2 separate regions of the Homo sapiens genome follow, and region 1 is linked to region 2. The links are chromatin contacts, found by Hi-C in ENCODE. All regions are on one chromosome and are shown on one strand. The core of a region is the stretch at or near the end of the contact, and the rest is flanking DNA. Distances in the headings are between cores, read along the strand shown. Region 1 overlaps IRS1 (insulin receptor substrate 1). Region 2 overlaps DOCK10 (dedicator of cytokinesis 10).

The links. A loop is a pair of places that touch in the nucleus more often than their neighbours do. Pooled maps may share reads with other maps.
Region 1: a pooled map shows a loop between it and region 2 (4-fold over the local background). The contact joins two enhancer-like sites. A Hi-C loop is called at or near these places in 2 of 37 single-sample maps with no recorded cell type and 2 of 50 pooled maps.

What each region holds. Positions count from the first base shown.
Region 1 is chr2:226,766,077-226,772,485 of GRCh38, reverse strand. The region is part of intron 1 of IRS1 (insulin receptor substrate 1); the gene reads left to right. Among named protein-coding and RNA genes, the nearest start is that of IRS1, 31 kb to the left of the region's middle. Within about 2 kb of position 1,250, at least 8 of the 41 ENCODE cell types and tissues checked have a DNase peak (open chromatin) inside an H3K27ac peak, as active enhancers do.
Region 2 is chr2:224,918,752-224,924,969 of GRCh38, reverse strand. The region is part of intron 2 of DOCK10 (dedicator of cytokinesis 10); the gene reads left to right. Among named protein-coding and RNA genes, the nearest start is that of MIR4439, 89 kb to the left of the region's middle. Within about 2 kb of position 2,554, at least 7 of the 41 ENCODE cell types and tissues checked have a DNase peak (open chromatin) inside an H3K27ac peak, as active enhancers do.

The sequences.
Region 1 (6,409 bases), core at 1-2,500, 1.8 Mb before region 2:
TAGGTTGACTATTATAAGTGAAAGATCAAATGAAAGTATAGAACCATCATGGACAAGAAAAGAGGAGATGTGAATTTTATTCCCGATTCTGCCACCTCCTGGGAACTGTCATTCCTTGACCTGATTTTCTGGTTCACAAAATTGGAGATAGTAATATTGCCCCAGTCTGTCTTATAATGTTGTTTTGTGGATCAAATGAAATAACATATGAAAGTAAAATTGTAAGCTGTGAATTGCCTCTCATACACAGAGTTTGTCATGGTTTGAGTTATATCCCACCAACGCCCCTTTCACCCTTAGAACATAGGGGTGCTTTTGGTTTTTGTTCCTTCCTTATTAAAAATATTTTTTGAACTCAGCCAGCTTCCTAGATTTCTTGGCTGTAAGAGTATATCAAGATTGAGTGCCTGAAAAGATACAACAGTGTTGAGTCTCTTGTTCAGATATTTATTTTATGAAGTATGAGTATGGTGTACTGTTAAATTCTAGGAAACTGGGTTGCATTTATTAGCTTGGCATAGAAAAAGCAAAGTTCTACATGTGGGCTAAATTATGTTACAAGCTGTAAGTATAAATCAGGATTAATGGCTGAAATATATTTATTAAACTTTAAAAGGAGCTAGGTACATGCATTTTATAGTTCCTGTGGATTTAATTATATATAAAAACTTGAAAATAAAAGTATGACTGGGGAGTGCTGAATGTTTTCTTCTGTAGAATTCTTGACTCTACTCTTGAGTCTCAGCACTCTTTGACAGAGAGATCCAGTGCTGTGTGCTGTGCCAGGCAGAAGGCATGAGCATCTTAAAGAGATGGATTTATATATGTATATAAACATATATATAGATGTTTAAGTATATTATATGTATGTTTAAATATGTATTATATATATTCAAGAGACATATATACAACAATTTACATAATCCATGCTGTAAGGAAAGCAAAATAACGAAACTACTAAAATTCTAACTCCTGGCCTCTGGGTAATTATAAATCAGTAACTAACTGTGGTTCATGGCTCTCTGTAAAACTGTCCTATGAATTTCACCCTTCCTCCAACCTACTCCTTTGTTCCTCTCCTCATTTTCTATTTTGCTTTTCCTTGAGTGGTGGAGCCGAATGCTCTGAAGTAATTTTGGAACACAGTGAGCCTACTGAGCCACCGGACAGCCGGCTGATACCATGTGCTTGGGAACAGGAAAGGGGACCCAGCTATAAACTCCTCAGCAGCCATGCCATGCCCTATCACCGTCATCCTTCCCCAACACCTTCTGACCTTGATAAACACAGTCAGGACCAAGAATGTGCTCATATTTACATATACCACTCCCTCCCATAAAAATAGGGTAACCTTTAAAATCACAAACAACACAGCCCACACTACCAACGTTCTTCCGTCACTGACAGTGACAGGATCTAGCTAGTTCTCATGCTCCAAAAGTTATATATATATACATGAACTTTAAAGAGAGAGGGTCTCACTCTGATGCCCAGGCTGGAGTGCTGTGGCATCATCATAGCTTACCCCAAACTCTTGTGCTCAAGAGATCCTCCCACCTCAGCCTTCCAAAGAGTCCAGTTTATTGAGAAAAATATTCGAGTTAAAAGTATCCCTAAAGATAATAAAGCTCAGAATGTTCTTTCTACAGACAAATAGACTCAGGACCATACAGTGTAAGTAACTTGGTTAAGATGATACAGCTGTTACATGGTAGAGTTAGCAAACAAAAACAAAAATAAAAACCCTGATATTCTATCTCCAGGTTAATGTTTTCTCCCATGCTATACTACATCAGGTTGTACATGTGTAAAATGCTTTGTCTGTTTTGTATCTTTATATACAACATGTTGTACATATATGTTGCATATTCACATATATATGTGTCCAAAGACTGTATGTTATAGATGTCATTGTTCATTCATTTGATCCTCAAATATTTGTAAAGCCATTCACTATTTTGGCTTTACTATTTGCTGGGAATAGGGCTAGGAATAAGACTTCGTTTCCACACTTCTGAGCTTATGTTCTAGAGGGAGAAATAGGCACTAAACAGATCAAGTTAATTCAGATAGTGGTAAGTACTCTTAGGAAAAATTAGGCAGGGTGGAGGAGTTTATGAACAATGTATCATACTAAATTTATCAAAGAAGCTAAGTAGACCACACTCATATTTAGTTTTATTGTTTTTGAAGTTTCTTTTGAAAAATTCTATTGGGCAAGATGCCATTCAGCAATTCACACATGTTTGAGGGGAAAATCATAATTTATTAGAATAATTAAAGGCTTTAAAAGGTAGCTTGTTAAATGAAGTTTTCTCTTTCATATGTGGAGTGTTTGATTATTAGCCCTGCTTGAAAATACTTTCTGAACACTGGTAATCAATTGCCTGTATCTATGACATAGTCAACCCTAGTCATAAAGTTTTCAAAATGCATTCATGACTGCTAGGACTTTATTACTGCTCTTTTTTTTTCAACCTCCTATATCCTTTCTGGGAGAGGAGTAGATTTCCTAGTGCCTCCACTGCTTACCAGACAGGAGAGCAGTGAAACTGGGAGGCTACATTTTGTAAGACTTGAACGGCCATACTTTATATGGCAGTAAGGCGATCAATGGCTGATATGTCTCAACTAAGATGAATGTATACTTGTGATCAGTGAATGGACCGATAAATTCAGAAAAGTTGGAAGACTCCATTCCATTGGCTTATGACTAATTTTTATATGCACCTGTTTTTCTGGAGTCATAAATAGAAAGTTTTCTAGAGATAACGACAAGAGTAGTCCTTCCCTGTTATCTGCCTCATTCCTACTAAAACAATAGCTTTGTTAAACAACTTTGAGGTTATAATGATGGGTTGATAAGTTGTTGCTTTTCAAGTGAAAGTTAAGTTTCTAAGCCTCCCATGAAACGCGTCGGAAACCTAAAACAACATCTGCATGTCTAGATCTTCCATCCATGTCTGGTTGGCTGGAAGGACAGCCTCGAAATGGCTCTGTGGTTCCTTGGGGTGCTGCAGGCCTGCATTGCCTTGGTCTAGTCTTCCATAGATCTAATTGCTTTCTGAAGACACTCCGGGCAGTCTTGCAGCAGCTTCTGTTTCCTTGCCGGTCACTGATTATTTGAACCTGGACTGTCCTGAGTTCAGTGTCCATGTGTACTGCACTGCCAGTGACCATCTTTGGCAGGGCAAGGCTGATGGCCTTAGTTGTCTTCAGTTTCATCATCTGTTCATAACTCTTTTTTGACTCTGCTTAGTGGATTTTCATCTTTGGCATGTATTCCGTGCTTTAAGAATATATGGTCACAGAGTGATTCGGTGATAGTGGGAGTATTGAGTTGGGAGAATCCTATTACTAGTTTCTAGGTTCTGATGGTCTCTTCAGTTGCATAAACAATATTGCAATATATTGAATATAGTTACATAAAACATATTGAACATGAGTTCCTATTTTGCAGACAAGTGTTACAACATTGTTGTTAGAGAATGGGTCACTGAAGGCACCATCTGTCTTGCCTCAGTGAGCTCTGGTTACTTTAAAGAAGGATTCGCTGGGTGCGGTGGCTCACGCCTGTAATCCCAGCACTTTGGGAGGCCGAGGCAGGCAGATCGTGAGGTCAGGAGTTCGAGACCAGCCTGACCAACATGGTGAAACCCTGTTTCTACTAAAAATACAAAAATTAGCCGGGCGTGGTGGGGGGCGCCTATAGTCCCAGCTACTCCGGAGGCTGAGGCAGGAGAATTGCTTGAGCCCAGGAGGTGGGGGTTGCAGCGAGCCGAGATAGCGCCACTACAAGATTTTGGAGAACTTTTGATGGCATTTAGATTGGTTTAGTAACAGCCAGAACCTAGTTTCACATGAATTTTAAGGTCAGCAGGTACAGAGGAGAGTTCAGGGTGGTTTACTAAGCTGCTGTTGGTACAATATTTAGCACACAAACATTCAAATTTTTGATTAGCCCTTTGGCTTTGGTTTGGTTTATTTTAGTCTTATTGATGATTATTTGCTTATTATTTTAATATTTCATTACTTTATAAAATATATTTGTATCAATGCAACAAGTATATGTCCATTCATTTATTCCAAATCTCATTCCTTGTTGAGATTTGCTATGTGCCTAGACACATTTTTGGAAAACAGAGACTATGTGGTGAATCAGACAGATAGTAGGTTTCTGTGTTCGTGGAGTTTTTATTATTCCAAGGGAAGAAACAAATGATAACCAATGAAATAGTGTAAAGGGATAGAGAAGAATGGGTAGGGTGGGCCATTTTTGATAAGGGTAGCCAGAAAGGAGGCAGTGACTGAGCAAACATCTGAGTGAAGTAAGGGAGAGACTTATGGGGCGAGGCTGTGTGCTGGTGAAGAGTGTCCCAGTAGAAGCAGCAGATGCAGAATCCTATGCTGGGAACGATCCTATGTTCCGGTGCATCTGGAGCAGCAGGGATGGGGTAGAAGGTGTGATTGGGGTAGTAAGCTAGGGTCTCACAGGGCTTCATAGGCCATGGGAAGTTGCTTGAATTTCATTCAAAGTATGATGAAAGCCTGGGAATGTCAGTGTGTGTGCCTGGACCACTCACCATGTTACTAAGTTTTATTCTAGAGGGACATGGACTTCTTCTGTGTGACGTGTTACTCCTCATGCCTTTGAGTTTGATAGTGCCAATCAGCTGAGACCTCTTAGATAATGAACTAAAGCCACCTCTACCCTAGATTTTCATACATTCATTACCAGCATCACCGAGGCTTATTTTAGGGGTGGCTCCAAAAGGTTTCTTTTTTAGTCTTGCCACAGCGGCAGGCTGCACTAGCTTCTGAGATACCCATTGGTCAAACCAGGCCCTTTGCGTATTGCCACCAGAGTTCAGTCCTAGTTCCAGGCCTGTCTGGATGCTTGGCCACCCAGGTTATGATCATTAATGCATTCCTTGCAAGACATGTGTGCTCTGGTTTCTTTAAAGCAGGATCTCAATTCTATAAAGAATGGCTAAGGGCCCTTTTGTTGGGGGTGGGGTGTAAGGTGCTCATTTTAAGCCTCCACCAAACATTCCAGCTATCAAGAATTTATCCCAGTTCTTTTGTATTTTGAGTTGGCCTTTTTTTATTTTGGAAACCATGTCACCTGACGTGACCCATTCTCTCATTGGCCCTTATTATGGCTTGCGCTTATTTCAGCACTCTTTTTATCTTAAGTGGTTTTTAGGTTATGTGATCCAAATTTAGCCTTGCTGATAACACTTGGCTGCCATTTGACTGGCACTGTGTAGAAGTCTGTATGTTTTAGGAAGTAGAGTATTAGTTCATTTTAATCCTTTAATCTTCCTGTAGGCTAGATACTATTCTGCTCTAACACCTACATATCAGGCCTTTTTTCTGGTGACATGCAAAACCTGTAGTAGAAACATTTGGCACTAATCAGGTAAATGTGAGTTTGCTTTGACCTTCATTGCCTTTTTTTTTTTTAACTTGATTTTACTAACTTCCTGGAAAATTATGTTGGCTGAGTAAACTTTTAATGATGTTTTTTATTATACCATTTGCTTTTAGGTGTTAATTCTGTGATCATTCTTGTTTTGAGCTGCTCTCGACAGCTGGCTCTATGGTTTCATGAAGGCATGCTAGTGGGTTGATGAAACCGAATCCTACCATATGGAATGGTGGCAAGAGAGTGATCTTCATTATTTGAGTTCCTGCAATTATAAGGTTTTAGTAGGGAAGCAGAAGACACAAAAATATTCACTAATGAACTAAGCACTTCTAAACTCTGCCCTTGCTTATTATCTCTTTATACTTAATACCAGTGATCCTTCATCCAGTTTTATTCAGTGTGGAAATACACCTTTTGTGAAAGATGCAGCATTTCATAAAGTCAATGAAAGTAATGCTGGTGGATTGCTGGGTTTCACAAGCAGTCAATGACCAGTAAAGATCTAGCAGATGAGTCAACTGTTGAAGAAACAAATCAAAGATAATGACTACTTTAGTACTTCTAAAATGCATGGTAAAAATAGTATAGGATTGGCTGGGCGTGGTGGCTCACGCTGTCATCCCAGCACTTTGGGAGGCAAAGGCAAGTGGATCACTTGAGGCCAGGAGTTCAAGACCAGCCTGGACAACATGGCAAAACCCCGTCTCTACTAAAGATACAAAAATTAGCTGAGGTTGGTGGCACACGCCTGTAATCCTAGCTACTCAGGAGGCTAAGGCACAAGAATTGCTTGAACCTTGGAGGCAGAGATTGCAGTGAGCCGAGATCGTGCCACTGCACTCCAGCTTGGGCAACAGAGTGAGACCCTGTCTCAAAAAAAAAAAAAAAAAATATATATATATATATATATATATATATATATATATATATATAAGATTAAGAGAGGGCCTTGGGAAAATTCATAAAACCTTTGAATAT
Region 2 (6,218 bases), core at 1,305-3,804:
AGGCTGTTGTTCAAGGAAATAGAGCAACTGGAAGGACAAACACCTAACATAAGCACCTTGACTTTTACTATTAGTTTCTGTCTAAACAGCATGCTTTTGGCCGACGCTTCTTAGAAAAAAAAGGCACACAAGTTGGGGGAAATATTAACTTCCTGAATCCCACAGTGAGTGATGCCATTAGAAAATAAGTACTGTAGTGAAACAGTTCTGGTTGTTTATTTCATTTCAGTAAGAATGTGTGTGGAGACCCTGGTCTGTGTTTGATTGTGCTAAGAATGTATGTCCACACCAGACTTGGACACAAATGTTCATAGAAGCATTATTCATAATAGCCCCAAAATGAGAATAACCCAAATAATCTATCAACTGATGAATGGGTAAACAGAATGTGGTATATCCATAAAATGGAATGTCATTATTATTCAGCCATAAAAAGGAATGAAATGTTGATACATGCTGCAATTTAGATCAACCTTGAATATATTGTATTAAGTGAAAGAAGCCAGTCCCAAAAGACCATATAGTCCACGTATAGGAAATGTTCAAAATAGGCAAATCCATAGAGAGAGAAAGGAGATTAGTGGTTGCCATGGGCTGGGGAGATGGGAAAATGAGAAGAGAATGCTAGTGGATATGGGGTTTCTTTTGGGCATGATGAAAATGTTCTGTAATTAAATCGTGGTAATGGTTGCACAACTCTGTGAATATACCAAAAACCACTCAATTCTATACTTTTAAAGGATAAATTTTATGACAGATCAGTTATATCTCAATTAGATGGTTTTTTTAAAAAGCCATTCTATGTGTTAGGATAGAGGTGGTGCACGTGATCACAGGAAGGATACAAAGGAATCATGAAAGCATATATGTAGATACGAGCACTTTATTCTTTAAAAGGAATGAATGGAACATAGCAAAGGAGTAATAAGGAACATGGCAAAACTTATTTTACAGTTGTTATATTTTACCCCCAAAGCAGATGTAATGTGGCTTGCTTATAAACAATAAAACACACAGGTAAAATGACCGGCTGAATTCATCAGCAGCATAACCTTTCGGCCTAAAATATTCTATGGGTAAGCTGCAGACTTCATGTGTGCTACAGAGAGTAAATAACAGCATTCAGGGAAGAAAAATGTGTGTTGGATGAATTAGAAAGCTTTTGAAAAGGAGCTGGCACCTATACAAAACCTGAGATTTCTAAAGAATGAGGAAAGAAAAAGACTTTTGGAGAGGCAGAGGAGCATGGGCAAAGGCCCTGTGCAGGAATGAGGCTGGCCCTGAAGGAGAAATGCGGGCAGCCAGGTGGGATGGAGCCGGTGAGAGCTGGCAGTGCTGGGCCGCTCTTCAGTCCATTTCTCTTCCCTAGACCATGTCTGCAGGCCTCGCAGCAGGCAACCCTCTTCACTGGGCTTTCTTGGATGGTAAACTCAGACCACAGACCTCAGAGTCTTTGCCAGGGGGAGGTCCTGGTGCAGTAGGTGTCTTTATATTGTTGGAGCACCTCGTTTCTATTAATGCTCACATCTTCCCATATGTAGAATGTTTGGTCCTCACCTCTTTAGAGGAGATGAGACATGTTTTGGAGCCTGGAAAATAAGTCACAAAAAAGAAGTGAAATGACTGGCTCAGTAGTTTGTCAATCCAAGAGTAAAACACCTTGAAGTTCTTCTTATAGGATTCTATCACTACTATATACCTAAATACTACAACACTGTGTCTTCATGCTTAACTTGGCTGGAATGACTGCTATCAAGTAATAGACAACTGTTCATTATTTGTATATTTGCCATACAGTTCAACCCCAGCAAAACAAGAAGGGCCTTCCCTTTAAAGCACAAGTCAGGTACTAAAGTAATATTCTCATATATTTAAACAATAAGTAAAATAAAATCACAACAATACTCTTCTGAATGTGGTAAAAGATGTTTTTCAAGAAACTAATGTAATCTAAGGACATTCTCTAATAGAATAAAAGACAATATCGATGTCTGAGAAATTTAGGTTAAAATCACTTTTAAACACATGCTGAGGGTCATTAATCACAAAGTTTTAGTTAATAGTTCTTATTGTGAGGCTTATAACTCCCCAAGCTTAGACTGATTGATTACTTTAAACACCATCATTTTGTCCTCCTTTTTGAACAGGGGGAAGCTACAATACTGTCAGAGGAAGCTTTTCTCAGCCCCAAGATAGGATAAGCAGCCCTTTTTTAGACTTTTACAGTGACCTTTGGCCAATTGAGAGATAGTCCTGATGTGCTTGGAAGGAAGTCTTCTGTAGCCAGTATAGCCAGCAGATTGGTGGCTGTAACGAAACCTCCAAGACCATCCACTGCAGGCTACAAGAAACCAGAAAGTGACAGGGCTGCAAGGGAGGATGTCTGAATCTCATGGACCTGAAACTATAAACACAGGCCTGCATGCATCATTTCAGGACAGTTTTTATTTCCAAATGCCTGATCTCTGGACAATAGATAGGCTCCTTATGAAATCCTACCACCAAAGGAGAAGCTCAGCTGAGTTCCACTGCAGTTTCAGATCCCTTTTATGCTATTGAGCTATACTAATTGTTGACCAGAGTTTTATAAAAGAGAACAGGAAATCTCTTGTGGTCAAGACAATTTGTAGTGGTCTGAAAGCATCTGATTCTCAGAAAAGAAAAAATTCTTTGTAACCATATTAAAACCCTTACCAAATATGATTGTTTACAGTTTTCTTTGTATTCGATCAATTCATTTTTGCTTCAGTGGAGACACATTAAAGAGATCTAAAATGAGAAGAAGTGCCACAGTTTTTAAAGTGGAAACTTGTGGAGTCCTTGCACTTTTTTTTTTTTTTTTTTTTTTTTGAGATGGAGTTTTGCTCTTGCTGCCCGGGCTGGAGTACAGTGGCGCCATCTCGACTCACCGCAACCTCCGCCACCCGGGTTCAAGCGATTCTCCTGCCTCAGCCTCTCGAGTAGCTGGGATTGCAGGCATGTGCCACCATGCCCAGCTAATTTTTATTTTATTTTATTTTATTTTTATTTTTAGTAGAGACGGGGTTTCTTCGTGTTGGTCAGGCTGGTCTCACACTCCCAACCTCAGGTGATCCACCCGCCTCAGCCTCCCAAAGCGCTGGGATTATAGGCATGAGCCACAGCGCCTGGCTGTCCTTGCACTTTTTCAGACAAATGCTCCAGCATTATAATAAAATACAACTAAGATCAATAGCACGTTATGGGCATACATCATACATGTATTCTCTTTCCTATACCTTGTGTAACCTGCACAGGATATTAGATATGCAATAACTGCACATATTGTAAAATAATGTTTTAGATTTATCACATGGTTCCAAGAGCATAATTCAGCCTGTTGTCTTATTTAGTAAAAAGTCAACATCATTTTATAACAAGAGACCACCAGGCATTGTACACGTGATTAAGCAATTTTTGTAACTCGGCCTGAATTAATTCGCAGTCTCATAAATTGGATGTGAACATTACCTTATGTATTTGGGGGCCTATCTAACTATAGGACATTACTAATCTAGTAGCCATGTGATTACTGTTATGGGGAACCCAAGCCTACATTCCAGAAACTTACCAATAAAACAAGCAAACAAACAAAAAACTTCTTAAATTAGCTAAGTGTTCACGTTAGTATTATTATTTATTGAAATGGAGTTTTGCTGTTGTTGCCCAGCAACATTGCTGGAGTGCAATGGCATGATCTTGGTTCATTGCAACCTCCCCCTCCCAGGTTCGAGTGATTCTCCTGCCTCAGCCTCCTGAGTAGCTGGGATTACAGGTGCCCGCCACCATGCCCGGCTATTTTTTGTGTATATACATTATATATATATATATATATATATTTTTTTTTTTTTTTTTTTTTAATAGAGACGGTGTTTTCCCATGTTGGCCAGGCTGGTCTCAAACTCTTGACCTCAATTGGTCTGCCCACCTCAGCCTCCCAAAGGGCTGGGATTACAGGCATGAGCCACCGTGCCCAGCCCACTTTATTTTATTATGTCACAGAGCAGTGATCGTAGTGGGACAGTAAGTTTACTACATAGATGGAACAGGGAGTGGTTGTGTCACATGCAAAATATGATGGAGCCAATTTGGATCTTATTATTTATGTTTTACTTAATTATAAGCTTAATTCTGGGCCATGTTACTCTACTCTCCATCAGACTTAAAGTATTTTTTTAAAAAGTCAAGAAAGCAATGGAGACTCTAGTGGAAAATGGAAAAGAGGAATAGCTTGCATTTTTGTATAAAAATTTTATTAATAATGGCCATAATATAGAATTTTTTTTTAATTAGAAAGAAAAATGTCTAATGTTCCCAGTAGATTATAATATGTAATATTCCCTGGAAACCAAGCAACACCATATATCTGTAAATTATCCATCCGAATAGGAAACAAAGGCATCCCAGATCATTTAAATTCAGCAGTAATCCCCAAAGCTCAATTTAGGCATGGTTCTTAATATTCTACTCCAAAACTTCAATATAGTTTATTTACTATTTATCTTCTAACAGAGTGAATAGCATAAAATAAGCAACTTGAAGAAGGGAACTCTAAAGGAATTAAAAATGTAAAATGTAGGCCAGGCACAGTGGCTCATGCCTGTAATCCCAGCACTTTGAGAAGCCGAGACAGGCAGATCACTTGAGTCCAGGAGCTGGAGACCATCCTGGACAACATGGTGAGACCCTGTCTCTACAAAAAAAAAAAAAAAAAAGTGAAAATTAGCCAGGCATAGTGGTGCGCACCTGTAGTCTCAACTACTGGGGAGGCTGATCACTGGAGCCCCGGAGGTCGAGGCTGCTGTGAGCTGTGATTGTACCACTGCACTGCAACCTGGCCAACAGAATGAGACCCTGTCTCAACAACAACAGCAACAAAAAGTAAAATGTAAATAATAAGATCCAAATTGGCTCTATCTTACTTTGCATGCAAAGCAACGGCTCCCTGTTCCATCCGTGGCACTATGCTTGCTCCCTGCACCTATGCCTGGTTTGAATTGGTAGCCACAGCCTCTTCTGAGTATACAGCTGCAGTTAAATCCTGGAGCAAGTGCAGTGGCCCAGGGAGCTCAGTCCACAGCTGTGCTTTAGGGCGAGCATTCATTTTCATCATTGATGTCTCTAGATCCTAGTTTTCTCATTATTTTTCATCCTCTGATCTTATTAAATCTACATGGCATTCTTCCTCTTTCACAGGATACAAACCCCGTGCTTCCCGACATGCATGTGCACATGCACACACACTCACACCAACACATCACACCCATTCACACGTGGACAGACACACGCACACTCTACACACACACAACACTCACCACACACATTCACACCACACATACACACTGACACATCACATTCATTCACACATGTACACACATACACATGCAGACACACTCCACACACATTCACATACCAGACACACCACACACATTCACACCACACGTACACACTCACACCACACATACACACCATCCACACTCACACTGACACATCACACCCATTCACATGTGTACAGACCTACACATGCAGACACACTCTACACACATTCATATACCACACACACCACATACATTCACACCACCTATACAGACACACATCACACATACTCATACCACACATACACCACACACTCACACTGACACATCACACCCATTCACATGTGTACAGACATACACATGCAGACAAACCTACACACATTCACATACCACACACCCACATACATTCACACCACACATACACACCACACACCCTCATACCACACATACACATCACACACATACAAACCCACCACACACCACACATACACACACCACACATATACGTGCCACACATACACATAAACTCACCACACATACATACACACACTCCCCACACACACACACCACACATACACCACACAGACCACACATACACTCACCACACACACCCTGTGCGTATATACATCACACATACACATACACTTACCACAAACACACACACCACACATACACACACACACCACACACATTCACACCACACATACACACCACACATACCACACACACCATACACACATTCACACCACACATACATATACACACACTCACACACGCCACACACACACCACACATGCCCACATTCACACCACACATACACTCACACCACACATACACTACCACACTCACATTACACATACACATGCACTCAAATGCGACACACTC